6 separate regions of the Homo sapiens genome follow, and regions 2, 3, 4, 5 and 6 are each linked to region 1. A link is a contact called in ENCODE Hi-C or POLR2A ChIA-PET data. All regions are on one chromosome and are shown on one strand. The core of a region is the stretch at or near the end of the contact, and the rest is flanking DNA. Distances in the headings are between cores, read along the strand shown. Region 1 overlaps ADK (adenosine kinase). Region 2 overlaps KAT6B (lysine acetyltransferase 6B). Region 3 overlaps ADK (adenosine kinase). Region 4 overlaps KAT6B (lysine acetyltransferase 6B). Region 5 overlaps KAT6B (lysine acetyltransferase 6B). Region 6 overlaps KAT6B (lysine acetyltransferase 6B).

The links. A loop is a pair of places that touch in the nucleus more often than their neighbours do. ChIA-PET counts read pairs that join two places held with the same protein, here RNA polymerase II (POLR2A). Pooled maps may share reads with other maps.
Region 2: a map of B cell shows a loop between it and region 1 (8-fold over the local background). The contact joins two enhancer-like sites. A Hi-C loop is called at or near these places in 1 of 168 maps with a recorded cell type or tissue (B cell), 3 of 37 single-sample maps with no recorded cell type and 8 of 50 pooled maps. POLR2A ChIA-PET finds 5 or more read pairs at or near these places in 3 of 52 experiments (AG04450, activated CD4-positive, alpha-beta memory T cell and activated T-cell).
Region 3: a pooled map shows a loop between it and region 1 (1.9-fold over the local background). The contact joins two enhancer-like sites. A Hi-C loop is called at or near these places in 2 of 168 maps with a recorded cell type or tissue (Right ventricle myocardium inferior and heart right ventricle), 1 of 37 single-sample maps with no recorded cell type and 5 of 50 pooled maps. POLR2A ChIA-PET finds 5 or more read pairs at or near these places in 1 of 52 experiments (CD4-positive, alpha-beta T cell).
Region 4: a loop to region 1 is called in a map with no recorded cell type, with 16 times the contacts of the local background. The contact joins two enhancer-like sites. A Hi-C loop is called at or near these places in 9 of 37 single-sample maps with no recorded cell type and 12 of 50 pooled maps. POLR2A ChIA-PET finds 5 or more read pairs at or near these places in 1 of 52 experiments (activated CD4-positive, alpha-beta T cell).
Region 5: a pooled map shows a loop between it and region 1 (5-fold over the local background). The contact joins two enhancer-like sites. A Hi-C loop is called at or near these places in 2 of 168 maps with a recorded cell type or tissue (GM12878 and Right ventricle myocardium inferior), 31 of 37 single-sample maps with no recorded cell type and 16 of 50 pooled maps. POLR2A ChIA-PET finds 5 or more read pairs at or near these places in 2 of 52 experiments (Caco-2 and GM12878).
Region 6: a map of naive thymus-derived CD4-positive, alpha-beta T cell shows a loop between it and region 1 (9-fold over the local background). The contact joins two enhancer-like sites. A Hi-C loop is called at or near these places in 1 of 168 maps with a recorded cell type or tissue (naive thymus-derived CD4-positive, alpha-beta T cell), 3 of 37 single-sample maps with no recorded cell type and 11 of 50 pooled maps. POLR2A ChIA-PET finds 5 or more read pairs at or near these places in 3 of 52 experiments (MCF 10A, activated B cell and activated T-cell).

What each region holds. Positions count from the first base shown.
Region 1 is chr10:74,583,131-74,588,022 of GRCh38, reverse strand. The region is part of intron 7 of ADK (adenosine kinase); the gene reads right to left. Among named protein-coding and RNA genes, the nearest start is that of ADK-AS1, 56 kb to the right of the region's middle. RefSeq lists an enhancer at 2,330-2,499. Within about 2 kb of position 2,427, at least 13 of the 41 ENCODE cell types and tissues checked have a DNase peak (open chromatin) inside an H3K27ac peak, as active enhancers do; they include B cell, GM12878 and heart right ventricle, where a contact is called at or near this core.
Region 2 is chr10:74,851,418-74,856,551 of GRCh38, reverse strand. The region is part of intron 3 of KAT6B (lysine acetyltransferase 6B); the gene reads right to left. Among named protein-coding and RNA genes, the nearest start is that of KAT6B, 27 kb to the right of the region's middle. RefSeq lists a silencer at 272-482. Within about 2 kb of position 1,516, at least 9 of the 41 ENCODE cell types and tissues checked have a DNase peak (open chromatin) inside an H3K27ac peak, as active enhancers do; they include B cell, where a contact is called at or near this core.
Region 3 is chr10:74,291,793-74,296,675 of GRCh38, reverse strand. All of the region lies in intron 3 of ADK (adenosine kinase), which reads right to left. Among named protein-coding and RNA genes, the nearest start is that of ADK, 140 kb to the right of the region's middle. Within about 2 kb of position 3,620, at least 8 of the 41 ENCODE cell types and tissues checked have a DNase peak (open chromatin) inside an H3K27ac peak, as active enhancers do; they include heart right ventricle, where a contact is called at or near this core.
Region 4 is chr10:74,895,457-74,900,072 of GRCh38, reverse strand. All of the region lies in intron 3 of KAT6B (lysine acetyltransferase 6B), which reads right to left. Among named protein-coding and RNA genes, the nearest start is that of KAT6B, 71 kb to the right of the region's middle. Within about 2 kb of position 1,837, at least 3 of the 41 ENCODE cell types and tissues checked have a DNase peak (open chromatin) inside an H3K27ac peak, as active enhancers do.
Region 5 is chr10:74,997,665-75,002,126 of GRCh38, reverse strand. The region is part of intron 13 of KAT6B (lysine acetyltransferase 6B); the gene reads right to left. Among named protein-coding and RNA genes, the nearest start is that of SNORD172, 22 kb to the left of the region's middle. Within about 2 kb of position 1,311, at least 2 of the 41 ENCODE cell types and tissues checked have a DNase peak (open chromatin) inside an H3K27ac peak, as active enhancers do; they include GM12878, where a contact is called at or near this core.
Region 6 is chr10:74,974,813-74,979,657 of GRCh38, reverse strand. KAT6B (lysine acetyltransferase 6B) reads right to left here. Exons shown (of 18, transcript NM_012330.4): 8 at 3,328-4,259; 9 at 2,221-2,342; 10 at 319-434. Among named protein-coding and RNA genes, the nearest start is that of SNORD172, 44 kb to the left of the region's middle. Within about 2 kb of position 2,402, at least 4 of the 41 ENCODE cell types and tissues checked have a DNase peak (open chromatin) inside an H3K27ac peak, as active enhancers do.

The DNA of each region.
Region 1 (4,892 bases), core at 1,178-3,677:
TGACAGGGTAAAAACAGTTGAGCATTAAAAATATGTATGGTTAAAAAATTTTAATATGCAAAGTTCTTCTAGATTTTAAATATCTTAAGGACACAATCTAATGATTATTATATACCCTAAGGCTCTTATAACAGGTTACTAAATGACAAAAATACATATGTGTAATCAAATCCTTTCCCTTTCTTCACTCTTTGTGCTTATACTTTAATTTTAGGACAGATAGAAAAGGGAGGCAATATTACTTTTCAACTCTACTTCCCTCTTGAAAATGAAAAAAAAAAAAAACTGCAGACAACTGTCAAGAGTCTCTACATCTTAACTCACATTCTTCCAAAATTATCTTTGCCAAGAGATATTAATAGAAGGATGGGATTTGAGCCTGAGTAGTGAGCAGATCCAACTCAACTAAAACGACTGTAGCATCAAGCCATGTAAGGCAGAAAGTACAGTCAGTGTCTTCAGCAGAAATTTGGGAAAACATTGGGAAAAAAATACATGTATGCACCTATGGTCCAATGTACTAATAACATATAGGTTAGAGAACCATTTTGAGGATTTAGAAAGGTCAAAATGTATGATTACAGCTAAACACTGAAGTCAACAGGAAGTGTTAAGTTGAAAGTACAACTCCTTACGCTATTTACTAGAGAAACATAAGCCTGACCAAGTTACCCTTAGTTCATGTAGACAAAAATAAGCAAATAAATATTGATCTTGACAACTGGTCAATTTGTGCAAGCAAGGTTAGAACTTTGTACATCACATAGTCAGTAACATTTGCTGGCGGTGATATCAAGGAATAGGAAAAGGTTCAAAAGCTATTGATGTAGTGCTTCCCAAGCTGTCACTCTGAACCAAGCAAATTCTTATATGAAAAAGACAACAAAAAAGCTATACTAGAACCACTTATTTATATGGAACTTCATCAGAGACATGAGAGAACCCCAGGGGACTGTAAGACAAAGTTCAAAGGAAGAATGTGTAGGACTAAAATTGCACTAAGCCATAAATGCTCAAAATTCACATACAGTAAAATTTTTTTAATGTCCAGTTTTGCTCAAATATAAGAAATTAACTGTAAAAAATTTATGTGTGTGTATATGTATATATATGTGTATATAAATATGTGTGTGTGTATATATATACATATATATTTTTTTTTTTTTTTGAGACAGAGCTTTGCTCTTGTAGCCCTGGCTGGAGTGCAGTGGTGCGATCTCAGCTCATTGCAACCTCCGCCTCCTGGGTTAAAGGTATTCTCCTGCCTCAGCCTCCCGAGTAGCTGGAACTACAGGTGTGTGCCACCATGCCCAGCTAATTTTGTATTTTTAGCAGAGATGGGGGTTTCACCATATTGATCAGGCTGGTCTCGAACTCCTGACCTCAGGTGATCCACCTGCCTTGGCCTTCCAAAGTTCTGGGATTACAGGTATGAGTTACTATGCCCAGCCCAAAAAAATTATTTTTAAAAATTAACTGTGATCTGTTATGGTATGGAGCTGACTAACTGCAAGAAGACACATATATAAATGTCAAATCATTATCTTTTAAGGAAACCAGGCCCTAGGACACTTCCATGTCTGTAAACTATTTCAAGCATCAACATATTTCTGACTGAGGAAAGATGTACTTAAAAAAAGTCAACTCAATTTTTTGTCTTAGTGCCCCCTCACACAGGTTTGCTGAGCTGTGCCCTATCACTAGAAAAGCTAAGCTTGTTGTTCTGTGGCTTAAAATGATCTTATCTTCTGACTTCCTCCCACCTTCCTCTGATCTTGGACTGGTGCCCCAAGTCACTCCATTAGAGAAGGCAGCTGGCTCATATCACTGCAGACTTTCCCACAGCTAACCTCTGATCTGAAGGTGTTTGTAGGTACAATGATGGAACAACATTTATTTTTCCCTGTCAGCAAAACAAACAAAACAACACGGGGGAACAGTTTGACCCAGTAAGAATTGTAAGCAGAATTTTAGTTGTCAGATTCATGACATGCAGAGGCAGAAAGAAAAGACATTAGGTCAGAAAGTAAGGAAGAAAGAATAGGCATAGTTGGTGGGCAGAAGAGCAAGACAGGTTCCAAATATCAGAGATAATTCCAAGTGAACTGATCGCACTAAATTGAAAAGGACTTTTTAGTGTGCCTTTGCAGTAAAAGTGAGAAAAGAAAACAAGCAAGTCCCCATCTGTGCTGCCCCAGGGCGCCTCGTACTGAGTTTCACAAATCTAATGAAGCAGTCAGGTTAAAATCCAACCACAGAGTGGATGTGACATGTGGAGAACAGCTCGGGTTAGAATAGAAAAGCAGGGCGGTTCCTAATGCAGGTGATTATCCGTGTGATAATCATTATATTTACAGGCTTTCCATTTTAGATCTGACATCAAAAATCACAAAGGAGGAGGGATTAAGGAAATAAACAACCGACACAGAGGCTTTCCTGCTCCCCTGAGAGTACAGCACTTTCATTCATGCATGACAAGCAACAAAAGCAAAACTAAACAGGCCAGGAAAGAGTATTTCTGAGAAGGCTGGATTTCACATTAACGCTTTTTTTCCATTTTGATAACTTTCACTATTACTCAGTTTCTCAGTCAGGTCACATTTTCAGAATCAGTTCTCATTGTTGTCTATGCTATAATACAGTATCATTTTTGGTTTACAATGAATGATACTCACATAATATGTCCTTTACAAAAACAGACCCATTTTTTCCTTCCTGGAATTGAGTGTTGTGAATAAAATGACATATAATTAAAGTCTTAGACTCTCATCTATACCACACCACTTAGGTTTTGCAGTAGGCTTGCTGCTTCAGCAACCAGGGTAAAACAACAACCAAATATAGTTTTTGAATGGAGGTTAGGGAAAAACTATGTTAATCAGATTAATGAAAACTATGGAATACTTACATTAAGAGCTATTTAAAGGGATCAGCAAGCCACTATTAAAAAGCACAATCCTCAGATTATGCAGGAAAGGAAAGAAACTCAAGTGCATGTTTGCGTATATGAAAGACAACTATGGAGGAGAAAACTTTCTCTATATTTCATCTGATAACACAAGTTCTTACTTATAAAGTAGAATTATCTATAATCAATATTAAACTAAAACCATAACTTGCCCATACTCACTGCAATTCCAATTATTTGTTACTAGTTATATAGAAACACAATGATTTCTGTATACTGACAAGCCAAGGGGGAATGGAGCCACCAGACCAGGTCTGTTTTCTTACTTTGCTTCTTCATCTCTCCATGCAACAAACATTTACCTCCTAAGTGTAGTTTTAGGCTGCTAGCATCTGTGTACATGTGTGTCATTGCTACAGCTGTTACAGGCCTTATAATGATATTAGACTTTGACTCAATAATACTATAACTCCTAAACGGAGTGGTATAGGTTAGAGATTAAGACAGGGGGGTGTCTGTCTTTCTCTACATATATGTATAAAAATCTCTGTATAATAAAAATTCATATAATTGTATATAAATTTAGAGGTATAATATTCTCCTTGAATGGCTTTAAGTGCAACATAGTACTGGTAGGAAGCAATTATAGCCAATGGAAAGAGTACAGGGTCTAGAATCAAAAGGCCTACACTAAGGTCCCAGTTTTACAAATTATTTGCTATGTAATCTTGAGCCAGTCACTCAGTACATCAATTTCTTCATCAATAACATTGGGGTTAACCATACCTATTTCGTTGCATTGTTGCTAGGAATAAATGAAATACTTTATGTGAAACTGAAATCATTTTGCCTATTGAATTCAAGTTCTTGTTAAGATCTCAGGATAAACAAATGAGTGTCAGAGCACCTAGAGTACTTTAATGATCTGTCCCATCTGTGGATTATATGTGTAGGAGGCAGTCTTCAAAATGGTTTTCAATGATCCTTGAACCTGGTATTCAAATCCTTGTACATTCTCCTCCCCTTGAATGTGCTCTAGACCTAGTGACTTGCTTTAACAAATATATGACAAAAGTGATGGTATGTTTTGTTCATCTTCTTGATCACAAGCCTTCTCTCTCTGAGCCCTCGCTCTAGGAGAAATAAGTTGCAATGTTGTGAGGACTATGGAGTGGTGCATGATCAATAACCAGTGAGGATCTGAGGGCTGTGACCGGACATGAGTGGGCTTGGAAGAAGATCCTCCCCTAGCTGAGCAGCAAGATGACTACAAACCTGGTTGACACCTTTATTAAAAGTCTTATGAGAGCCAGAGGCACCAAGCTAAGTAAGCAGTGCCTGGATTCCCTATCCCACATTTTATACATGAGGTTAACAAGAAAAACTCAGGTAATTTCACATTCAAATTATGTTAATAAAAACTTCAAAGTGGCCAGGTGCAGTGGCTCATGCCTGTAATCCCAACATTTTGGGAGGCTGAGGTGGGAGGATTGCTTGTGTCCAGGAATTTGAGACATGCCTGGGCAACATAGCAAGACAACAAAAACCAAAACTTCAAAGCAAGTGTGGTCAGCAAATCAGAGGGTAAGCAAATTCTGGAAAGAAAATTTAGATATATGCTATCTAAATGGCTTTGTATACCTGATTATGGTCAACCATTTCTTCAACACAGATTAACCGGGAGATATTATCCTTTGCATGAAATTTATTTGAAGTTTTAATTCACAATGTCTTCTGTTATTCTGAAGCAATGATTGTTTCTGACACTAAAATAAGAGTATTAAATAGTGCTAGAATCCTCAGGTGAGAAAAACAATATTGAGTCAAAGTCTCCTACCACTAGAATGTCTGCAACAGCTGTAGCAGTGACATAACTAAGTCATGCTGAAATTTAACAATAAAGAACTATCCACTGTGTATTTCTTTTCATACAATATATCACAACATAAAGACTTATACTGCTAAAGCTTCTAAATATTTTCTC
Region 2 (5,134 bases), core at 267-2,766, 270 kb before region 1:
ATACTAATTGTGGGACATCCTACAAGACAACTACCCTAGACTCTTCAAAAATGTCAATGTCTTCAGAAGCAAAAAGGAGGGAAAACTGTTCTCTATTAAAGGTGACATGACAGCCAAATGCAATATATGATCTTTGGTTGGATCCTGGATGAAAAGTCAAAAGTTGGCCAGGCGCAGTGGCTCACACCTTTAATCCCAGCACTTTGGGAGGCCTAGGCGGGTAGATCACCTGATGTCAGGAGTTCAAGACCAGCCTGGCCAACCTGGCGAAACCCCATCACTACTAAAAATAAAAAAAGTTAGCCGGGCATGGTGGCACGCACCTGTAGTCCCAGCTGCTCGGGAGGCTGAGGCAAGAGAATTGCTTGAACCTGGGAGGTGGAGGTTGCAGTGAGCTAAGATCATACCACTGCACCCCAGCCTGGGCAACAGAGCGAGACTCCATCTCAAAAAAAGTCAAAAGTTATAAATGAGATTTTGGGGCCATTTGGGGAAATATGGACTGTCAGTTAACACTCATTCCACTGCCGAATTTTTTGCGTAATAGTATAGTATATAAGAGAACATTTTTGATATATTATTAAGTATTTAGGGGTGAAATATAATATTTGTAATTTAGTTTCCAACAGTTTAGTCAAAATTGTGAATATATAAATGTGCTGTATATATACGCACACCCATGTATAAAAACATATACATATACACACATATAGGAAGAGAAAGAATGTGGCAAAATGTTAAAATTGGTGAATCTATGTGAAAGAAATAGAGTGTTTACTGTACTACTCTTTTAATATTTATGAAATACTCTAATTTTATAAATTATAAAGGTTAGGAGAGAAGTATTTTCCTAGCTCCCTCCATGCCTGCCTTTCCCAGGTCTGCTCACACACTGCCAGGAGTCTACCTGGAACAGCTGATGTTCTTCAAACAGCCAATACTCTTCCACTAGCAGATCCTGTTTTCTGCTGCTTTACTCACAACTCAAGGCTCAACAGCTAAAGCTGGGTTTTGTTATAAGACAGAAGTGTTTACAATACTAATTTTGAAAACAAGTTGGTCAAATATCAAATGGGAGTCATCTTTTAATGGCCTTATTACTAGATTTTAATATGTTCTTATGTTTCTCTTTCCCAAGATAATGTTTATGATCTGTTTCTTAAACTTCATCATACCCATAGGGTGGCAAGCATGACAGGGAAACCTTGGACAAAAAGCAGGGCTGGTCACATCAGAAACTACTAACAGAAACAGTCAAGCTCTGCCTCTGGCTCTCAGCCCATGTCACTCTGAACACCCTAGGCAGCCCAGACCAAGGCTCACCTCCTTCCTGCAGGCCTCACTGCTCTCCATATGGCAGCTCACTGACATCAAAGAAGACGGAAGAAATTATCTAAATTCACCAGGCTAGTTCCACTCCTTCCCTTGAATTGTGGAAGAGTCGCTGATATCTCAATTACCTCTCCTGCAATAGTACCTTTTTCCCTGCATGCTAAGATTTTGCAATGCTAAAAAGCAGGGTGAGAAGTGTATACTGGACTAACAGATGGAAGATTAACAACAAAAGACCGACTTGATGGGGGAGACAAAACTACAATGTTTGTATACCTATAATAAAAATACTGAGGAAGAAAAATTGAACTTGTAAGTAAAGTTAGGTTGCTCTTCTGTAACGCCTGTCGAGCTACAGACAGGAAAAGGCCCAGCATGGTTTCTGTGTACGCCTATGCTGTTTCTAATAGAAAGGACAAAATAGAGCCAAAACATCTGTTGACCAGTTAAGTTTGTTAATGAAACCAAATTGCAGCTGGTTTATCACAGATCAAAAGTGAGGCAAATTAGAGAAAGGATGTATGAACAAAGCTGGTTTCTAAAAAATAGTGGCTAAAGAATTCTAAACCCACTTGTCAAATTAACAAAAATCCTTCCTGGATTTTGCTTAGACCAGTGATTAGTATTTACTTTGTATCTTTGCAGAGACCAGCCTCATAGTTTAAATCTAGTATCATTCACTCTAAAATGTTGTCTATATTGCTCATTTTGCAGATTTATCAAAATATCACCTTTCATTAAAAAAAAACAGAAAAAACATACACTCTACATAATATTACACTAATTAAAAGATTCACTTATATAAGGAAAAAGAATATGTAGTTTGCAACTGTTGGAGACTTCTCTGGTAAAGTGCTTCTGCCCCAAGCAGAGGCATATGTACAGTTAGCATTTCACATATCCACTGCCACAACTCCTTCTCTTACATGTACAACTTTCCATCACCACCTGAAGACAGAGAGATAAGCACACCCACTCACAAAAACATACTTCCCTCTTGGCCCTGCTAACTCAAAATGTCACATGCAAATTACATGGCTGACGCATTTGCTAACTTTAATTTGGTGAGCTAATTGATGTTTATGTACTCAGAAACATTAATAGATTGGAGAGATCAAAGTACCTGAGAAGATTCAGGTTCATATTTTAAATGCTAGTGTGATCAGAGAACAGTTTCACCTAATCTACTGTAGTTTAAGGCACAGGGCCAAGAAAAGGAAGTTTATAAACAAAACAAAAAGTCAAGAATTTTACAATTAAAACACATTGCTACTGTCATGATAAAACAATGGGCTGGGCGTGGTGGGGCATGCCTCTAATCCCAGCACTTTGGGAGGCCGAGGTGGGCAGATCACAAGGTCAGGAGTTCGAGACCAGCCTGGCCAATATGGTGAAACCCCCGTCTCTACTAAAAATACAAAAAAATTAGCCAGGAGTGGTGGCACATGCCTGTAATCCCAGCTACTCGGGAGGCCAAGACAGGAGAATTGCTTTAACCTGGGAGGCGGAGGTTGCAGTGAGCCGAGACCATGCCACTACACTCCAGCCTGGGCAAGACAGCAAGACTCCATCTCAAATTAAAAAAAAAAAAAAAAAAAAGGCATTTCTTATATATTAAAAATAAAAGGCTGAGCACGGTGGCTCACGCCTATAACCCCAGTACTTTGGGAGGCCGAGGTGTGTGAACTGCTTGAGCTCAGGCGTTCAAGACCAGCCTGGGCAACGTGGCGAAACCCTATCTCTACAAAAAATACAAAAATTAGCTGGGTGTAGTGGTGTGTGCCTGTAGTCCAAGCTACTTGGGGGGCTGAGGTGGGAGGATGGATCATTTGAGCCTGGGAAGGTCAAGGCTGCAGTGAACCATGATTACACGGCTGCACTCCAGCCTGGGCAACAGAGTAAGACTGTCTCAAAAAAAAGAAAAAAAAAAATTAGCCAGACAAGGTGGTGCACACCTGTAGTCCCAGTTACTCAGGAGGCTGAGGTGGGAGGATCAAGGATCACTTGAGCCCGGGAGGTCGAGGCTGCAGTGAGCCATGATCAAACCACTGCACTCCAGCCTGGGTAACAGAGTGAGACCCTGTCTCAGAAAAAAAAAAAAAAAAAAAAAGATGAAAGAAATAACATACAAAGATAAAACATATAAAAAGAATATAGACCTTCATTTTTGAGAAACATTAAAACGTACATTTGTTAAATAATGTTTGAAGAGAAAGGATGAATAAAATATTTGTCATTTAAGACAAAATCAGAATAAACCAGCAAATAGTACTTAACTGTTAAATAACTTCAAAGCTACAGAATATAGATTTTCTTAGCACTGAAAGTATCACAAATGTAGCTGGGAATACAAGAGTAACTCCTGAAAGCTGCTGATCATTCAGGACAGGATCATGTGTTACATACAGTAAAGGTATCACAACTATCAAATCTATCTAAGATCCAAAGAGTTAAAAGAATGTTTAACATTCATTTGAACAACCAAAAATCCTCTTGACATAATGTTTCTACTTTACCTGAAGCCCATTTCATTAGAAGTCTAGACAAGTCCCATCTTGATAAAAGCTCAAAAGTGGAACACGCTGTCATGCCTCAGAGTACAATAGAAAGACTCATTCACCCTTCATTTTATCTTTCCCTTGACCCAACTAACTAGTTTGAGACAATTCATGTGCTCTCTCAACAATGTCTCAACAACTGGTACTACCTGCTCACAAAAGCAGTCCTCAGACACTGCTATTGTGAAGAACTTCTGAAGCTTAATTATAAGAAGAACATGAACTGCAATTTTTTTCCTTCCATGACCCTGGAACAGCAAGTATTTGATCCACCTCGTCTTTCACATTACAATAGGTTTCTGTCTGACTTTAGTGATTCTAAAACTGACTTTATCCATACCAATTCCAAAATGCAGGTTATTTTGAAGAGCATATTTTACAATATTTAGAGATTTATTCGATTTTCAGTTAAATACACATAATCAAGCACTCTTCAAGAAAGATGACATCTGCAACACAAAGGATACCAATTCAAAGGAAAACTAAGAAGGTCAACAGAGAGGAGGACATTCAGGCTCTATAATTAGCAGATAAAAAATATACACATTTCTGCCAAAAAAGATCCAGAGTTGCCTGAGACTATGAACAATTCCCCTAGGGCTGAGAGACTTCTGGAAGCCTGCCACATCAAAGAACAATATGGACTAATGAATAGTCCTTCATAAAGTACAGGCTATTGGAAAAGTCCCAGAACAGATGAGGAGGGTCTGCTCTAGGGCAGGGTTAAGGGGACTGAAGAGGAGAAAACAGAATGGAGAAAACAGAAGAAAAGAAAATCTAAAAATAAACTTATCTAATTCATGTGTGTAAACAACTCAAGCAACTGCTGTAGGATGTACATTTATCTTCTATTTGTAGAAATATTTCATATTAATAACAGTGCCAAAAACCCTAACAACGTATCTCTCTAAAAGGGGCAGGAGAAATAGAATAAACAACTGAATAAGCCAAGACCACACATAACAAGGGTCCTACGTTTGTCTTTCAACCCCATTTCTGATCATCTGAACTCCTTTTAAAAATCATTTTGTGGCCAGACACAGTGGCTCATGCCTGTAATCCCAGCACTTTGGGAGGCCGAGGCAGGTGGATCACTAGGTCAAGAGATTGAGACCATCCTGGCCAATATGGTGAAACCCCGTTTCTACTAAAAATACAAAAATTAGCTGGGCGTGGTGGTGCACGTCTGTAGTCTAGCTACTCCAGAGGCTGAGGCAGGAGAATTGCTTGAACCAGGGAGGCGG
Region 3 (4,883 bases), core at 2,371-4,870, 290 kb after region 1:
GGCGCCACTGCACTCCAGCCTGGGTGACAGAGCAAGACTCCATCTCAAAAAAAAAGAAAAAAAAAAAAAAGAATACTTAAAATTTTGATAAATAATGTAAACTTCTCCTTCAAAGAGGTTGTAGCAATTTATATCCTTATGATAGCTTATGAAAGCGCCTATTCTCTATAACTTTGCCCATACTACTTATTACTGATTTTTAAAATACTTGCCAATTTAATAATAGAAGGTTTATTTTGAATTCCTCATGAGACGATGAACATCCTTTCATATGTTTTACTGCCATTAATATTAACTTTTCTACACATCAACTCTTCACAAACATTGCTCATTTTTAATACATAATTATTTCCTTCTTATTGACTTTTAGAAACTCACTACATATTAAAGAAGTAGGCCTTGGACTTTGATGTAATTGGTATTAAATAATTTTTTTACAAGTTTGTAATTTGTCTTCTGACTTTATGCAAACTTCTTGCCATGCATAAAAAAAATTTTTTATATGGTCCTGTATCCATCTCAAGAATCTTTTTTTAAAAACAACTGTAGGGTTAGGGTAAGGAAAAAAACTGCAAATGAAACCCAAAGAAAGTAAAAAAAAAAAAAAAAGGAGCTAAATACGTGGAAATAGAAAACATACATCATGATCTACAGAGAACCAACAAAGCCAAAGTTAGTTCTTTGAAACGCTAATAAAATTGATGAACTCTTACAAAGAAGGCACAAATAATCATTAGCAGAAATGATAGGTCATATGCATATTTAAAAATCACAGAAAGATACTGTAGGGAAAAGGTTATGCTAACGCATTTTAACACTTAAGACAAAATGTACAAATACTTAGAAAAAGAAATTTTACCAAAGTTGATTTAAGAAGTGAAAAAAAATCTAAAAAGCCCTTTAAGTATTTTTTTTTTAATGGAACATTCCTACAAAGAAAACTCCAGGCTTCAAGGGTATCACCAGTGAATTCCACCAAACATTTAAGAAATAAAACCAATAGAAGTAAAACCAATCATAGACAATATCTTCTGAAAACTAAAAAAAGGGAGGAACACCAAAAAGAGGGTCCATATTAAAATGAAGAACATCGGTTCATCAAAGACACCATTTAAAGAATGAAAGAACAAGTCCAAAAAGACATATGCCAACCAAAAAGTGTCATAGCCCTGAGTACAGAGATTTTTCATTTAAAAAAATTTTTTTTTTTTTTGAGACAGAGTCTTGCTCTTGTCGCCCAGTCTGGAGTGCAATAAAGTGATCTTGGCTCACTGCCACCTCCGCCTCTCAGGTTCAAGTGATTCTCCCACCTCAGCCTCCCAAGCAGCTGGGATTACAAGCACGTGCCACCATGCCCGGCTAATTTTTGTATTTTTAGTAGAAACGGGGTTTCACCATGTTGGCCAGGCTGGTCTCGAACTCCTGACCTCAGGTGATCTGCCCGCTTTGGCCTCCCAAAGTGCTGGGATTACGGGTGTGAGCCACCACATCCAGCCAAATTCATTAAAAATTCTTAAACAGGCCGGACGTGGTGGCTTGCAGATGAATACCAGAACTTTGGGAGGCTGAGGCACGCAGATCACCTGAGTTCAGGAGTTCGAGACCAGCATGGCCAACAGGGTGAAACCCCAGCTCTATCAAAAAATACAAAAATCAGCCAGGCATGATGGCATACGCCTGTAGTCCTAGCTGCTGAGGAGGCTGAGGTGGGAGAATCACTTGAACCCAGGAGGCGGAGGCTGCAGTGAGCCGAGATCACATCACTGCACTCCAGCCTGAGCAACGGAGCAAGACCCTGTCTCAAAAATAAATACATAAATAAATATAAAATATTCTTAAACACCCAATAGAAAACTGGGTAAAAAACTTAAGTAATTCACAAAGAAGTATATCTAATTGATCAACATATAAATAAATTTTTAAAAGCTTAACTTTATTAGTGGTCATGGTCAAGGAAATACAATTAAAACTACAATGATATACCACTGCCAGTTTACCAGTATAACTAAACAGTTGTTTGTCTGAAGATAGAAAATAACAGTGGAAAAACTGGAACTCCCATTTCTGCTGTTCTAAAGATAACACTTTGGGCCAGGGGTGGTGGCTCACACCTATAATTCCAGTACTTTGGGAGGCCAAGGCAGGCAGATCACCTGAGGTCAGGAGTTCAAGACTAGCCTGGCCAACACGGTGAAACCCCATTTCTACCAGAAATACAAAAATTATCTGGGCATGGTGGCGTGTGCCTGTAATCCCAGCTACTTGGGAGGCTGAGATAGGAGAATCACTTGAACCCGGGAGGTGGAGGTTGCAATGAGCCGAGACTGTGCCATTGCACTCCAGCCTGGGCAACAAGAGCAAGACTTCATCTCAAAAAAAAAAAAAAAGAAAGAAAAGAAATATGTGCATATGAGCACCAAAAGACACACCCAAGAATGTTCACATACCAACATTATTTGTAATATGGCCAAACTAGTAACAACCCAAATATTCATCATCAACAGTAGAATATAAAAATAAACTGAGATAAATTCATATGATGGAATAGGACATGGAAAAGAAAATGAACAAAAGCACTGCTATGTTCAACAATGTGGATAAAGCTTATAATGATGAGCCAAAGAAGCCAGAGACAAAAAGTACACACTATATGATTCCATATATTTAAAGTTTAAAACAGCAAAGGTAATCTCCAATGTTAGAAGTCAGGACAGAAGATACCTTTGGGGAAGAAGGTGGGGGTGAGGGGTGCTTCTGGGCTGCTGGCCAAGTTCTATTTCTAGAACTAAATGGTAGTTAAGCAAGTATGTTTACTTTGCAGTAATTCTTTCAGCTGTACACTTATGATTTTTATACCTTTCTATGTATGTTATACTTTAATTCACAAAAAGTTAATAAAAGAATCAATGATGAATTTTGGCAAATGCTCTTCTAGCATCTATGAAAATAATATAAAAATTTATCCAAAAACCTACTAATATGGTACATTAGTCTTTTCTAATCAAAAGATATAAATCACAGAGTAAGGTAAACAGAAGTTTAACATAAAGAAGTATTTTAACTCTAATAAAAGAGTAACTATAAGATATAAGAAAGCTCTATATAGTACCCCAAGGCAGATTAAAAGAGTATGCAATGTTAAAGACTCAGACTCATTGGAGAAGGTGTAGTTCAATAACAAGTTAAGAGAGTAGTTCATTAGTACTAGTGGGTCTGCAGTCACTGAGTGAACAACAGAAACCCTCTGAGAAGCATCGTAAATTATGTTAATAGATACCCTAATTTTGAACAACTCAGCTTAGAATAAACCCCACTCATGTTTCATTCTTTTTATATTGCTGTTAACATAATTTGTAATTTGTGGCTTTTTTAAACATACAAAAGTATAAAAAATATATTTGTGTGTATCAATTCTGTAACTACCTGCCACTTAAATGTTCTTGTTTCTAAATACAACCATTTCACCTGCAAATAATATTTCCTTTTTTTTTTTTTTTTTTTTTTTTTTTTGAGACAGGGTTTCAATCAGTCACGGGGGCTGGAGTGAAGTGATACAATCACAGCTCACTGCAGCCTCAACCTTCCAGGTTCAATCAATCTTCCTGCCTCAGCCTCCTGAGTAGCTGACCACAAGCATGCACCACCACACTCAGCTAGTTTTGTAGAGATGGTGTTTCACCATGTTGTCCAGGCTTCCTATCTTTACTATTTTTAAACCTTTCTCATTTTTATTAGAGTGTCATTATCTGACTTACGTTTTTAAAATGTCCGCCAATCTGTTGTGCTGACAAGATATTGAAGGCAGCAAAGGTGGAAAGAAAGTAACTAAGAAGCTACTGCAAAAATCTAGGCAAAGGATGATGGTGGCACAAAAGAGAGGTGGGGGTACAGATGACTTTAGCGATTTAGATGGTATAAGTGATCAGATTTCAGGATATATTTCACAAGTGGTGCCAGTATAATTTCCTTAAGGATTAGATGTGGGATATAAGAGAAAGAGGAAAAACAAGAATGAGTCTCAGGTTTTTATCCTGAATAACGAGAAGGATAAAACTGCCATCAAGTGAAATAGAGAGGGCTGCAGGTGGAACAGGTTTTAGAGGAAAGATTAGGAGTTCAGTGTTGGGACACATTAGGATATCAAAAATACAAGCAGATTCATTAAATAGATGCTGAAAGAACAAGTCCCCTAACTTCTCAAACATGATTAACTCTCCAATCCTCCAATATTGCTATGACTAAGGACACAGAGTGCTATACTACAGGGCACACTCTACTTCACTGCAAAGAAATGATTCCTTGACATACAAAAAGGATAGAGATTTGACAAAAGGTGTCATCTTCCCATCACAGAAACAGGCCTATACACCGACTACCACATGCAGGGAAAAACAAAATGGGCTCTTCTAACACAGAACCAAAAGACCTAAATTCCCCTCCAGTATATTCCATATGATCTTTGTAATGCAAAAAAATGAGTAAAGGACTGGTATTCTTGGTATAGTAGACAATACTGAGCTCCCAAAAGTTTCACAACAGAGGTAAGTAGGTAGGTAGGCAGGTAGGTAAGTAGAGAGGGAGAGAGATGTTAAATAAATACATTTGAGAAAAAGAAAAAAACAATCCCACGGGCTCATGATTCTAGTGATGCAGTCATTCTGTGTCCCAGGGAGACCTGACAAATTTACCTCAAAAATGACATCTTGGATTTAAAATCTGAACTCTAGGACTTTAAAATTTCCTGTTTTACAATATGATACACTTTTTTCTTTGTTCCATGCTACCTCCTTTCATTCCTGCAAGAAAAGTCACGAAGAACAAAATACTGTACAGATGAGAAAACTGAAGCGTGAAATCATTATGATACACATAATACAAAGGTA
Region 4 (4,616 bases), core at 588-3,087, 310 kb before region 1:
CTGACCCAAAGTACAGATAAAATCACACTTTGCTCTAAGAATCCTACTGACCTCTCTTTTTTCTGAAGTTCTACAGAACTTACTTATACACTATAGAACACTTACCTAGAGATTTTAATCTTGCACTGCTTTCTTACTGTTTCATGTGTAATTGATTTAAAGTTTTATTAATTGTTTTGCTATGTTAAAAACAATAAAGTTTGCTTAAATATAAGGTATTTCAAATTAGTTCAATATAGACTAGGATGACAAATTTTAACTATTTAACATTTGACCAAAAATAATGATGTTGGTATCAATGTTATTTGTGAGATCTGTTTCATGGTAATACTGCCCTAAGGTCACTTACTTACTCAGGAGTAGAGGACAAACTTACACCCAAAAAAGGGTGACTATTGAGTAACAAAACCTTCAAAACCCAACTTAAACACTGCAGGCTAAGGAAAAATTATTCAAGAACCATTTGTGAGATGCTGGAGTTTTAAAAATTCATTTAGAGGTCGGGCGCGGTGGCTCATGCCTGTAATCCCAGCACTTTGACAGGCTAAGGTGGGTGGATCACCAGAGGTCAGGAGTTCGAGACCAGCCTGGCCAACGTGGTGAAACCCCATCTCTACTAAAAATATACAAAATTAGCCAGGCATGGTGGCAGGCGCCTGTAATCCCAGCTACTGGGGAGGGTGAGGCAGGAGAATCCCTTGAACCCAAGAGGCAGAAGTTGCATGAGCCGAGATCGCGCCATTGCATTCTAGCCTGACTGACAAGAAAGAAACTCCGTCTCAAATAATAATAATAATAATAATAATAATAATAATAATAATAATTCATTTAGAATTTTAGAAATAGTTGTTTCCATGAGTACATGAAAAACATTTTATTTCTTTGAATTCATTGATACTATTTTTTTTTTTTGAGATGGAGTACTGCTCTGTCACCCAGGCTGGAGTGCAGTGGCGCAATCTCAGCTCACTGCAACCTCCGCCTCTTGGGTTCAAGCAACTTTCTTGCCTCAGCCTCCCAAGTAGCTGAGATTACAGGTGCCTGCCACCATGCTCGGCTATTTTTTTTTTTTTTTGTATTTTTAGTACAGACGGGGGTTTCACCATGTTGGCCAGGCTGGTTTTGAACTCCTGACCTCAAGTGATCCACCCACCTCAGCCTCCCAGAGTGCTAGGATTACAGGAATGAGCCACCGTGCCCAGCCGGTTGATTCTAAATAAAGGAATGATTTGGGAGATGAAACTCAAAGTTTCATTTCCCCTCCCCCAGGATATGATTACATTTGAAACTGAAGGTGACTGTAAGCACAGAACTGTCTTAGCCTTCTTTCTTCTGCTATAGCACAGTAATAGTATTTCAGTAGGAAAACCATGGGACACAGAGCCAGGACACCCAAGTGGAAGTTCTTTCTCTGTCACTGACTGGCCTTGTGAAAATAAAACAGACAGTTCAAAACTTCTTTTGAACCTGTTCTCTTAACTGCATGAGACTAACGCCCACATTATCCACTATATAAGAGGGCAGTGAATAGGAATTTGAGGCTATGGTGAGCAATGATCAGCCACTGCGCTCCAGCCTTGAGCAACAGAGTAAGACCCTATTCCCTTAAAAAAAAAAAATTGTAGAAAGAAGGCAGTGAAGACCCACTGAGACAATGTTAGAAAAAACAAAACCAGTATCATGAGTTTGTGTCATGTGCTATGTGCAAACATGATCTTAGTCATCTTCTAAGGAGAAAACAAAGCTCAAAAAGGCTACTCCTAACTTGTGCAAAGTCATAGCACAGGTAGAAGCAGCAGCTCAGTCCAAAGCCCACATCCTTCCCCTCACCACACTGCCTCCAGTAACTGCAGAACAAGGAAGCTGTACTCCTGGACCCACTGAGGATCCAAATCCTAGGTGCTTTTCCCTTTTTGTACCAATGCCTTTCACGTTTGTTTAAAAAGTAAACATTCTACAATAAACACTTTGTTGCTGTTTTTTTTTTAACTAAAGAAACATATAGATTTATTGTTGACAAAGAAAAATTCCAGCAAACACATATAAGGGCCTATGGTGTTTTGCTGAACAAAATAATTTAAAAGTGTGCTTGTCTGTTATGCTTGCTATGGCTAAAATTCCTAATTTAACATGGCAAAAATAATCTGCAAATGAATTATAGCTAATTGCCTATGGCGTTTTCAAGTTCTAAAGAATGAAACAGCCCCCAAAATTTCAATTTTTAGAGCCATAGATTCCTGTTTATAGATTCCTAGTGTTCATTTACTGAGCGTAAGCAGTTATGAAGACATTTAAATTTTTAATAGGATGTACTTCTTTAAAGAAAAGCTGAAACTTCCTGTTTAGTGATTTAATCATGACACAAGGTGAAAGTATTTAAAAATCAAGTATCTATTGGATGAAGTTCACTGCTAAGACACAGAATAGATGCTGGCCCCATCTTTTATATTCTGTAGGATGCAAACTACATGCCTTGCTAGGGGGTAACATAAAAAAGAAAGTCACCTGGTAGTGGTGACTTACTGAATTTTCTCTGCCCGTAAAGTTTAATGCAGGTAAAATGACTTAATTAACTAATGGGGCTGAGGGATAAGGGTTGTGCCTACCACTGTGGCCCCCACAGTGGAGAGGGCACTTTTGCCACCGCTCTAGGTCCAGCAGTGTGCATTCTTCCCCAGGCAGAAAACAGGTACTCTAGGTGCACAATCAGATTACTTCTGGGACAGACACTTCTTGTCATGTTAGAGTGGGGAGCGGGGGAGAGGAAGAGGTGGTGCACGCCAGGATTTGCGTCTGTGCCAGGGCTTGTTTCAAGGCTGGAGAAGGATGCAGTGAAACCAGAAGAAGGTTAGGCTCAGGATTATAATAAAAACTTTCAAATACTTACAAAAAGGGCTCTCTGAAATCTTAAACCATTAAATTTAAACACTGGCAGTTAATAAAACACAAAGCTATTTGTTTAACAGAAAATAGAATCCCAGTATGGCATAATCTTATACCATACACAAATTCACACTTGAACAATATAATCAAGTAGAGTAAACCATATTAAATGTAAAGTCAATAAATTCTTTCTTTGATTGTTGACCCCACACACACACCAAAGAAAAGACTATAAGGGATTTAACAGAAGGAAATTAATCATCATAATACTTTGGTTCAATGCTGATCTAGGGTGAGATAATTTGGGCATTAGTACAGTTTACGTGAAATAAGATTTAAAGCAGCACATTTAAAACAAGCAGAATTCATTAAACAACCTCTCAAAAGGATCATTTCCTCTAATTATTGCTTTTATAACAGAAGACAAAGGCAACCCAATGTAAGTTCATAAAATCTACAATTAGCTGCCAAAATCTTAGCAGATAAAATTAGAAGAGAAAGCATATTTGGAAGCACAATTGGTAAAAAGTTCTGTTATCTTATTTCTAAAAAGGCATTTGCTCTTTCTTTCTACCCATAATCGTTTAAAGTACACAAATAGGCCGGGTGTTGTGGCTCATGCCTGTAATCCCAGCACTTTGGGAGGCCAAGGCAGGTGGATCACTTGAGGTCAGGAGTTTGAGACCAGCCTGGCCAAAATAGTGAAACCCCATCTCTACTAAAAATACAAAAATTAGCTGGGCGTGGTGGCGTGTCCTGTAGTCCCGGCTACTCAGAGGCTAAGGCAGGAGAATAGCTTGAACCCAGGAGGCGGGGGTTGCAGTGAGCCGAGATCCCGTGCCACTGTACTCCAGCCTGGGTGATGGAGTAAGACCACCATCTCAAAAATAAATAAATAAATAAAAAACTAAAGTACACAAATATTATGGACTAGATATTATGGTAGGCCCATGACAAAGAGGAATAAAAAGGCAAAGCTAAGCTAGGTGATCTAGCAGCATATGGTCCTGGAGAGAGGGGGTTTATAAAAGTCCTCACAATACTTTCAGACAAGTGTGCTAACCTGGGCTGTACCTAAGAGGCTATAGGAGAGAAAAGCAGCTGACTGGCTGACTGGAACATTTTCACATCTGGGCTGAGTCTTTAAAGGAAAAGAAAAAGAAGGAGTCTGAAAAACAAGGTTAAACAAGAGGGAAAGGTACATATCCCATATTTCAGGCAAAAAAAAACAACAACAACAACAACAACAAAAAAGCAGTGTGTGGAATGGTACAGAGCTAGAATATTTTTAGGGAATCTTTGGACATAGGAAGGGGATAAGAGGAAGTCATGCTGGGGAAGGTAAAGCTGGAAAGATTGATAGGAACAAGATTAAGGGCCAGGCATGGTGGCTCATGCCTATAATCCCAGCACTCGAATCCCAAGAGTTCGAGACCAGCCTGGCCAACACGGTGAAACTTCATCTTTATTAAAAATACAAAAATTAGCTAGGCATGGTAGCTCACACCTGTAGTCCCAGCTACGCAGGTGGCTGGGGCACGAGAATCGCTTGAACCCGGGAAGTGAAGGTTGTAGTGAGCTGAGATTGCACCACTGCACTCCAGGCTGCCTGGGCCAGAAAGACTCTGCCTCAAAAAAATAAGGAATAAGATTAAGAAGAAGAGCGTTTTGGTGAAACTATGGAATTAATTCAAGCTTTTTATGCCTTACTCATAGGGCCTATTGGGAAGATA
Region 5 (4,462 bases), core at 62-2,561, 420 kb before region 1:
GCACTGGAGCTCTGGACACCCAGGAGCAAAGGGAGCAATATCTCTGCTACCCATACCCATCCTCAGGTCCTGTCTTGGGAGGCACAGCCCTAAGCTGACCACACGGTGCAGAGACGGCCAGAGACCCTTGCTGGAGAGCACAGTTTCTCACCAGGGCCTTGAGGCTGGGATGCAGCTCCTGAGGGTAAGCCATGTGCCCTGATACTGTGCTCACCCTGCCCTCTGGGAGAAGCCGGTGGCTCCTGCACAGCCCTGGTTCCAGGGGGCGTAATACAGTCAGGTGAAACGGCTTACTGGAATCCAACCAACTGGACTTCTAAATGAAAACTCCTGTTTTCCAGAGGAGATAGGCCAGTGGGTATCAAACATTTATTTCAAGAAGGCAATTTTCAGGTAGGATGAAACCACTTAGTCTCTACTTAAAAACACTCTTAAGTTTCACTTAAATTGTATTTTGAAAAGCTTGTAAGTGGAAGCTCTTTTAAACAAAATAGCCCACTGAAGGCAGACTGTGAAAACTAGTAGTAGCTGGCAACCTGAACTACTATGACACGTACTTCTGTATTTAGCCATCATATAATACAACATTTAAACCAGTAGCTTGCATCTAAGATTCTGGGAAGAAGCAGCTTTCTCTCTGAGAGAGTGGATATGATTAGCCTCCTGACATGATACCCCCCTGGGTAGAAATGAAGTATGTGGCTTTCTTCCTAATTCGCTTTATGGACTTAAAAGGGCAGAGAAGCAGGGAGCAGGAAACCAAAGAGAAGATGCTTTTCTCTTCCAATGCGGTGCTTCCTCAAGAAATCAGCCAAGAACTATTCAGAGGCTAAAGGAGAAACAAGCCCGGGGATCTCTACGGACGTGGGTGGTTGTGGCACCTAAAGAAGAAATCTCTGTCATTAAACCAGAGGAGGAAAGAACGACGGTGCAGAAAACCACACTGATTAATACTCAAGTGAGAAAGGAACTAAGGTACTAAATCATACCCTAAAGCATCTTTCCTCAAAAGTTTATTGTAGTTCCTGCTTTCCTTAAATCCGGTTGGCTGTATATGTGTGTGGGGGGCAGGGGTGGAGGGGAGTATCATTTCTAAAAAAGGGGACATGTAGAAGGACGCTGCAAACCACACTGAAGACAAGAGCCAAATTCATAACCTGGAGGCACAAAACTGGGCCATTTGCACCATCTTCTAGCAGCGCTGATTAATTATAGACTCAGTTTTTAAATAGCACACGGACCTCACAAAAGCTAAGGTGAAACCCTCAACATATGAAGAGCCAGCAAAGGGAATTCCCCGAAGTGAATGCCTAATTCATTCAATCACTTCTGCTTCCTATAGTTACAGCCTTGTTCCATGAAGGACTGCCCAATATTTTAATACTGAATAAAGAAAGCCAAAAATTGAAACTGCTGACACATTTTTATGATTATTCCACAAACATACTAATTTTAGAAATGCCTGAATGTACAATTAACTGATATTTAACTTAACTGACGAACTTGCCATTAATTAATATTAATGGCAAGTTTATCTGGTCTCTAAAAACTATAGACGTAAGTCTGTAGACTTGGATCCAGCTGTCCTTTACCCTTTATAGCGTTAGTTACACGTCCGTCTGCCCCCGATAAAAAAGAAAAAGTTAATCTGAGATTTAGAACCCTTATAGTTCTAGTTAGTAGGTTTAAGTATTTTAGTTAGGAGAGAATGTTGAATTTCATCAAATGCCAGATCAGACTTTGTAATAAACCACCTGCCTGGATGTTGCTTTTTGTTTTCCCCTCGATTTTTTCCATCAGCGCTGCTCTTTCTTTTCCCTACTGATGTACATACACATGCTCCAGGCTCTCCAGCTTAAAAATAAAGACAACTAGGTTCCTGTGTCCCCAGCCCTTGACAGTCAAGCTTTTGTTTTGTTTTGTTTTGCTTTGTTTTAAAAAAAGAAAAAAAAAAAAAGACAGAGTCTTGCTCTGTCGCCCAGGCTGGAGTGCAGTGGGGTGATCTCAGCTCACTGCAACCTCTGCTTCCCAGGTTCAAGTGATTCTCCTATCTCAGCCTCTTGAGTAGCTGGGACTACAGGCACATGCCACCACATCCATATTTTTGTATTTTTAGTAGAAATGGGGTTTCACCATGTTGGCCAGGCTGGTCTTGAACTCCTGACCTCAAGTGGTCCACCTACCTCAGACTCCCAAAGTGCTGGGATTACAGGCGTGAGACGCTACGCCCAACCAAACAGAATAAAACAGTCAAAAGCTTTTTGAATCTACTTTTAATCGCACTTAATATACAGTTGTCCAAAGAATACTTCTTATGACTTTCTCTCTGGGGCACTGAATCTCTGGGGGATGATCTTAGACAAGTCTCTTAGTGTCTCGTCCCAGAAGAGAGATGGTCACAGTAACCTACCCCATAGGGTCTCCGTGAGGACTAAGTGAGTAAATGTGTGTAATTCCGGTAACAGTGCCTGACACATAGCAAGGGCTCTAGAAGTGGCAGCTATGATGATTATTGTGACTGTTACTGTTGAAATACTGACCTCTTCTGGTTTTCCTAACACCATTATCTCCCAATTTTCTTCTGACTTCTGGGCCCTTTGCAAATTTCCTTGGCGAGCTCCTCATTCTTTATTAGTCCCTTAGATGTTAACACTCCAAGCACTCCACCCTCAGCCCTGTTTCCCTATACACTTCCCCCTGGTTGCCCTCACCCACATCCATGGTTTCAGCTACCACCGCATGTCCACGACTCCCAGCTGCTCCCTCTAATGCAGACCCCCTGCTGAGCTCTGGAGTCTGTGCAAAGTGCACGTAGACATCCAAACGCACAGTGAAAGCTACATAAAGCTGCGCTCACTATCTCTCCAAGCTCAGTTATGCATTCAATAAATACCAGTATTTTCTGAGCACCACTCTGCACCAGGCATGCTCCTGCTACGGAACGAACAGGACCTGCCTCTTTTCCATGCATCCTCACTGTCAGGCCTCCATTGACTCTGGCCTCTTTTCTTTTTAGTTACAGCAAAAAGTATAAATAAGAAAATAAAAAGTATCTGTAATTCTAATTCCAGAGGTCATCTAGAAATGTATTTGTTTTGCTTTGCATATTTTTTACATAATTGAGAACATATTACATATATAATTTTGAAAGCCACTTGCTTATCACAAGCATTACAAATTCCCAGATAATTTTTTTTAAGAAACAGGGTCTGGTTCTATTGCCCAGGTTGGAGTGCAGTGGTGCAATCATAGTTCACTGAAGCCTTGACCTCCTGGGATCAAGCCATCCTTAATGGAGGACTCAGCCTCCTGAGTAACTGGAATTACAGTCACAAGCTACCAGGCCCAGCTAATTTCATTTATTTATTTTTGTAGAGATGGGGTCTTACTATGTTGCCCAGGCTGGCCTCGAACTCCTGGGCTCATGTGATCCTCCTGCCTCAGTCTCCCAAAGATTACAGGCATGAGCCACTGCACCTGGTCAGAACATAATTCTCAGCAGCTAATAATATTCCATTATATGGATGTGCCATAACTTTCTCGTGGGAATGGTTCTCTCTTGCCTTTGAAATATCAAGTCTGTTTTAGTTTTTTACCTGTTGTAAATAATGAGTGTGAAGGACAAATATACCAAAACATTAACTCTCTGGGTGACATTTTCTTCTATTAATTACACCTTTTTTTTTAACTTTCTACTATGAGTCCATATTGCTATAATCAGGGGCTGGGGGAGGGAGGCAAAAAGAGAAGTCCACTATTTAAAACATAATAATATGAAACAAAATAATGTTGCTATATTAACTATGAAAATAATGTTTGTTGATTAAAATATGCTGATTTCCCTAGAATGAATTCCTTTAGAAAATAACCATTGGAGGCTGGGCACGGTGGCTCACACCTGAATCCCACACTTGGGAGGCCAAGGCAGGAGAAATGCTTGAGCTCCATAATTTGAGACCAGCCTGGGCAACATAGCAAGACCCTGTCTCTATTTTTTGTTTTATGTATTACTTTTTGAGATGGAGTCTCACTCTGTCACCTGGTTGGAGTGCAATGGCACAATCTCAGCTCACTGCAACCTCCGCCGCTCAGGTTCAAGTGATTCTCCTGCCTTAGCCTCCCGAGTAGCTGGGATTACAGGCACCCATCACCACGCCCGGCTATTTTCTGTATTTTTAGTAGAGACAGGGTTTCGTCATGTTGGCCAGGCTGGTCTCGAACTCCTGACCTCAGGTGATCTGCTTGCCTTGGCTTCCCAAAGTGCTGGGATTACAGGCGTGAGCCACTGTCCCCAGCCTAGTTTTTAAATACATAAAATTTTATTAAAAAAAAAAACCATTAGATGTTTTTGATACACACTGTCAAAGTTCCAGAAAATGCCTACCAATATACACTTTCTTCAGTGTAAATAAGGTGTCCATTTTCCACCAGCTTAGTTAGATTTGGGTAAGTTGTAAACTCT
Region 6 (4,845 bases), core at 1,153-3,652, 390 kb before region 1:
CAAATTTCTTTTTTTTTTTTTAATTTGGTTTCATACAAAACCAACATTTCCCCAATTAACCAAGGAAAGAAAGCACAATCTAGAAGCTAAATGGCAAAATTTATAATGCCCATGTAACTAAGGAGCATAAGGAATTTACCGAGAACAAGGAATACCATAAAAAGGTGCTGGCAAAAGCAATAGTTTGGGAAGCACTTGGCATTGACTACCAAAATTTATTTCCTAAAATCATCCCTAATTCCTGCTTTAGAATCAAGAATTTTCCTTTCTCACATATGTGACATTCAAGTTATACACCTGCCAGACTTATTCCATTACCTTGCATATTCCTGTGGGTAAGGCGAGGAGTACCAGGTTTGGATTTCATATTTACCAAATTCAATCACAGAAGGGTACCGGCCACAGTCTTCCACCCCACTCTCACACTCTATTTTCTGTCAAATAGAAAGAAAAGGAAAATAATAATATATATACTTCACTTACATTTTGGTTCTTTCACCAGTGACTATCAAAACTTATCAAGATCAGAACACTAATCTTAATTGTGAATTTGCATGGCCTTAAAACACTATAGACCCTTATGAAATAGGTTGGTGCAAAAGTAATTACTGTTTTTATAATTTTTTCAATGGCAAAAACCACAATTACTTTTGCACCAACCTAACATTACCTTTGTGTAAGATTCACAGCAAACGAATACCCTAAGAAACAATATAGCAAAGGAAATAAGTATGGTATAAATACATACAAATGTCGATAGAACTGGATTTAACAATCTGTTGTAACAGATTAGAAATTAGGTGATTATAAATGATGTGGCTATTACACAGGCTTATTTATTACAGAAGCTTACAGTTTCCTATTCCTCCACGAAGTAGTATTTATCACAACTGTAATTAAATAATCAATTGTGAAATCTGCAGCTTAGCATTTGTCTCCTCTTATTTCCCTTATTTCCATGTAGTAAGCCACACGAGGTTAAGAACTCTGCCTGCCAGATTCACTGTGGTATCCCTGGTGTCTGGTACAGTGCCTGACACAGAACAAGAATATTTCTTGAATAAAAAAAGCCAGTTTTACCATGTTGGAATGAAAAAACTTTAGAATTAGCAGTATCTTTCAGATAATGGCCTACTGTTCATGTTTACATATGAATGTCAGAAGTAGGCCAAAAAAAGATAATATTTAAGGACTTCGAATCTTTTTTTAAAAGAGGTGGCATCCTGCTGTGTTGTCCAGGCTGGAGTAAAGTGGCCATTCAAGGGCACAATCCCACTACTGATCAACGTAGGAGTTTTGACCTGCTCCATTTCCAACCTGGGCTGGTTCAAGGACTTCCAACCTTAATAACTGGGGGAAATCTGACATTTATCTTAGCCAAAGGAAAGCTGATACAAGGCATCCTGATAGATCGGGGCAGAATGAGGGTTGGAAATACCCAATAGCTCTGAAGGTAGAAACTGTCAGGAGTATTTAGCCCAACTGGCTGCTACTAAAAATAAAGCGTTAAGAGCCTACAGAAAACCCCTTCCCCACAAAACAGGAAGTGGGGTTGGGTAGGGAGTCTACCTGACCACACTGGTCATAGAAACCGAATGTAGTCACTGACACAACAAATTCACAATTCATATTAGATTCGTCTTTGAGAAGTCTGACAGCCTCACCTGTCAATATCTGGGTGGTAATAACTTAAGCAGAATTAAAGTGGAATCACTTAAAGAAATTACTGGACAATAAAAATAAAACTGACTACAACTGATTGTGAAACAAAATATTGTTTTCATCAATGCAGAAGAGCTAAAAATATGAGACATTTTTCATATGGCTGGCCATCTGTGTTGGAAGAAACATCGGTGAATTTAACAGTGATGTTCTTCTTTTTGTTAATGATTTTAAATTGTTATTTTCTAAATTTAGGCAAAACTCATCAGAAATCTATTCCTTCACACCTAGAAATGTTTTCCAAAATCTGCCTCAACTAATGCTACTCTGTTTTATTTTGTGAGACCAGCTGAGTCCATACCTACTTTTAAGAGTGGCGACAATTCTACTAAGTCATTGCTTTTGAATGTACAGTCAGTAGAAATGGGCATGATAACGGCTAAAGAATCACAAAGGATGTTGAAAGGGATTCTCTATAAAATCAACACAGTAATTCCATATTAATAGTTAGAAGCCACATCTTATACTTGCTACTACAATGTGGGATCCTCGCCTTACCTCCCAAGAAAGTTCCTGGGCCTGCTTAAAAACATCCAAATCCTCTTCAGTAACGACATCCTTGTTTCCAATCACATTTACATCTGCACTTTCTTGTTTGATGTTTATTTTTATTTCAGTATCTGTCATTTAAAACCAGCAGAAAGTGTATTCACTGACTTGAATCATGAGTAACCACCATATATTACCAAAATGGCACCAAATTAGCATACTGGGCAAATAGGGATTTTTTTTAAAGCTTTATAAATAAGCTTTTACATCTAAGCACTGCTCATAGATCCAGCAGTATCCTTTCCCTGCTATACTCAAATTTTTATTTGAATTTATCACTGTCATCTTTTTACAGCTTTAATAAATATATGAGGGAAAGTAAGAGCAATACAAAGTGAAATCATATTTTTCAACCAAGATTAGAAGTTTTATCGATGTCTAGTTATAGCATTCCCATTATCACTTTTGAGATAATAAATTCTACCACTTTGTCCAAATGACACAGTTTCGGTTTTTGTTTGATAAAGGGTAGCAAATGTAATGGGCCAATTTGTTCAATGAAATTATGAAATCCGTTTTCTCCCTAAGGTGGATACACACACAGACACACTCACATCCAAAAGCACACATCACAGAGTCACAGATCAGGCTTTGCTGAGACGGAAGCAGGATGAACTTTGTCATGAGAAAGCAATGGAGCAGAGGGAAGAGCTGAAACACCCCCTGTTGGAAGCACTGACAGCACACAACTGAACAGCGCTGTGGCTGCAGAGGTGACATGGGGGAGAGCATGGCAGAAGCATGGCAGTGGCTACTCATGCGGGACTACAAAGCCATAAGCAATGCTATGAAGGCATCTGGGGGTCCTAGTGTCACTACGAATGGAAATAAATAATAAAAGGTGGGAGAGTATTAGTTGGAAAAACAACATTTTGGAGGTTTAGTCAGCATTAGAAAAAGGTCAAAGTTTCACTGCTTCTGTATGAAAGTGAAGTGAGAACAAGAGAAATAGCTAAGACCTATGTGACAAATAGGAATTGATTGGTTGATTTTTTTCAGGGTTGGGGAGAAAGGGACGGGACGCAGGTTTGGTTGGAGCTTTGACCTTTTGCTTACCATCATCCTGATCAGGTTTAATCCTTCCGTCTGTCAAGCTCCCCTTCCCTGGTGAGGGGGTCCCCATCTGAGGGGTCACTTTATATTTTAATCTGCCTAGCATCCTGTGCTTTTTAAGGAAAGTTGTTCGCTTGAAGTGAGCAATTGCTTTAAAAATACTTCCTCTAGCCATCCCCCAGCTAGAGGAGGAGGAGTGAGAAATAAACCGACTTCTAATATCTCTTTTGCCAAAGAAGTGGGCTTTAGATTTTGCCGTGGAAGATAATTCAGTTTTACGACGCATACGTTTGGGTGGTGCATAACTCGGGTGTCCCTTTTTGCGAGACTGTCCCTGAGTGGTATAGATATGAGAAAGCCCATCAAAGAGTGCCTTCAGCTGGCTGTTAGTGGTAAGGCTGCTCAGGGAGGGCACACTGCACTGGCTGGAAGAACTCTGGGGAGAGGGAGAAGAAGTGGCCGTGCTGGACTTTTGTGAACTGGGGCTCTGACCGGAGATGGGGGTTGGGGGTGGAAGTGAAGAAGGTGGAGGTTTTAGCTTTTGTGTGGTACCTGTAGCCAACACATGAGAAGTGCATGACTGTTTCTGAGAGACCTTTTTCCTTGGACGATAGTGCTTTGAAAAGTCTATAATTTCACCTCGTGATCTGCGACCATCAGGTGATGGTGTAAAAAACTTAGTAAGGCCATCAATGAGCCCTTTGGTTTTCTTGTTAACTTTAAGTGTAGAGGCAGAAATGTAGGTGGAGGTGGTGGTGATTTTGGTGGTGGCACCAGGCCGAGTGGGGTCTGTAACAGCCAATCTGCTGCTTGAGTCCTTCCCAGATGCAGCATGACCAGATGAAGGTGTGGTACAGACTTTAGTCTTTTGACCCCTACCAGGTGACCCCCTTCCTGTGAATGCATTCATGGATCCTTCATCACTGGTTACAGACCTAGGCAGAAATTTAGAGAATAGTATCAGCATTTAATAAATAGAATTATAAAGGTATCTAAAAACAAATTTATTGCAACTAGATGCATTCAATGGGCTTAAACTTAAGAACTGTATTTTTTGTGTGTGCCACCACCTAGATGTTTCTCTGTTGGAAAGGCAGCAGCAACTGCATTTACATGTCATGGTTCTTCCAGGGCCCATCCACCAGGTACTGGAAGAATCCATGTGGACCCAAGGGCAATATAAGCAAGAAAAATGCTGAAGAGACTAAAAGAACACCCAATGCTTTAATTATAATTAAATAAAAACAAGCTATCCTTTGGTGTTGTCACAAGTAGTTATGATTTCCTGAAATGTCTTTTTTAAAGTATTAGGAGGAAATAAGTCATATGTGTTATCCAGAAGCAAAAGAAGAAGCTTATCTAATCTCTAGTTAAAAGTAATTTTTAATTCAATTTGCAAACTTATATAAATAGAGTTTGGATATGGCTATAAATTTGTACTTTTTTTTAAGAAAACATAAAAAGACATCCTCTTCCTCTCAGCAGTTTGTGCTTAGGATGGTAAGATAACCAATAATACTC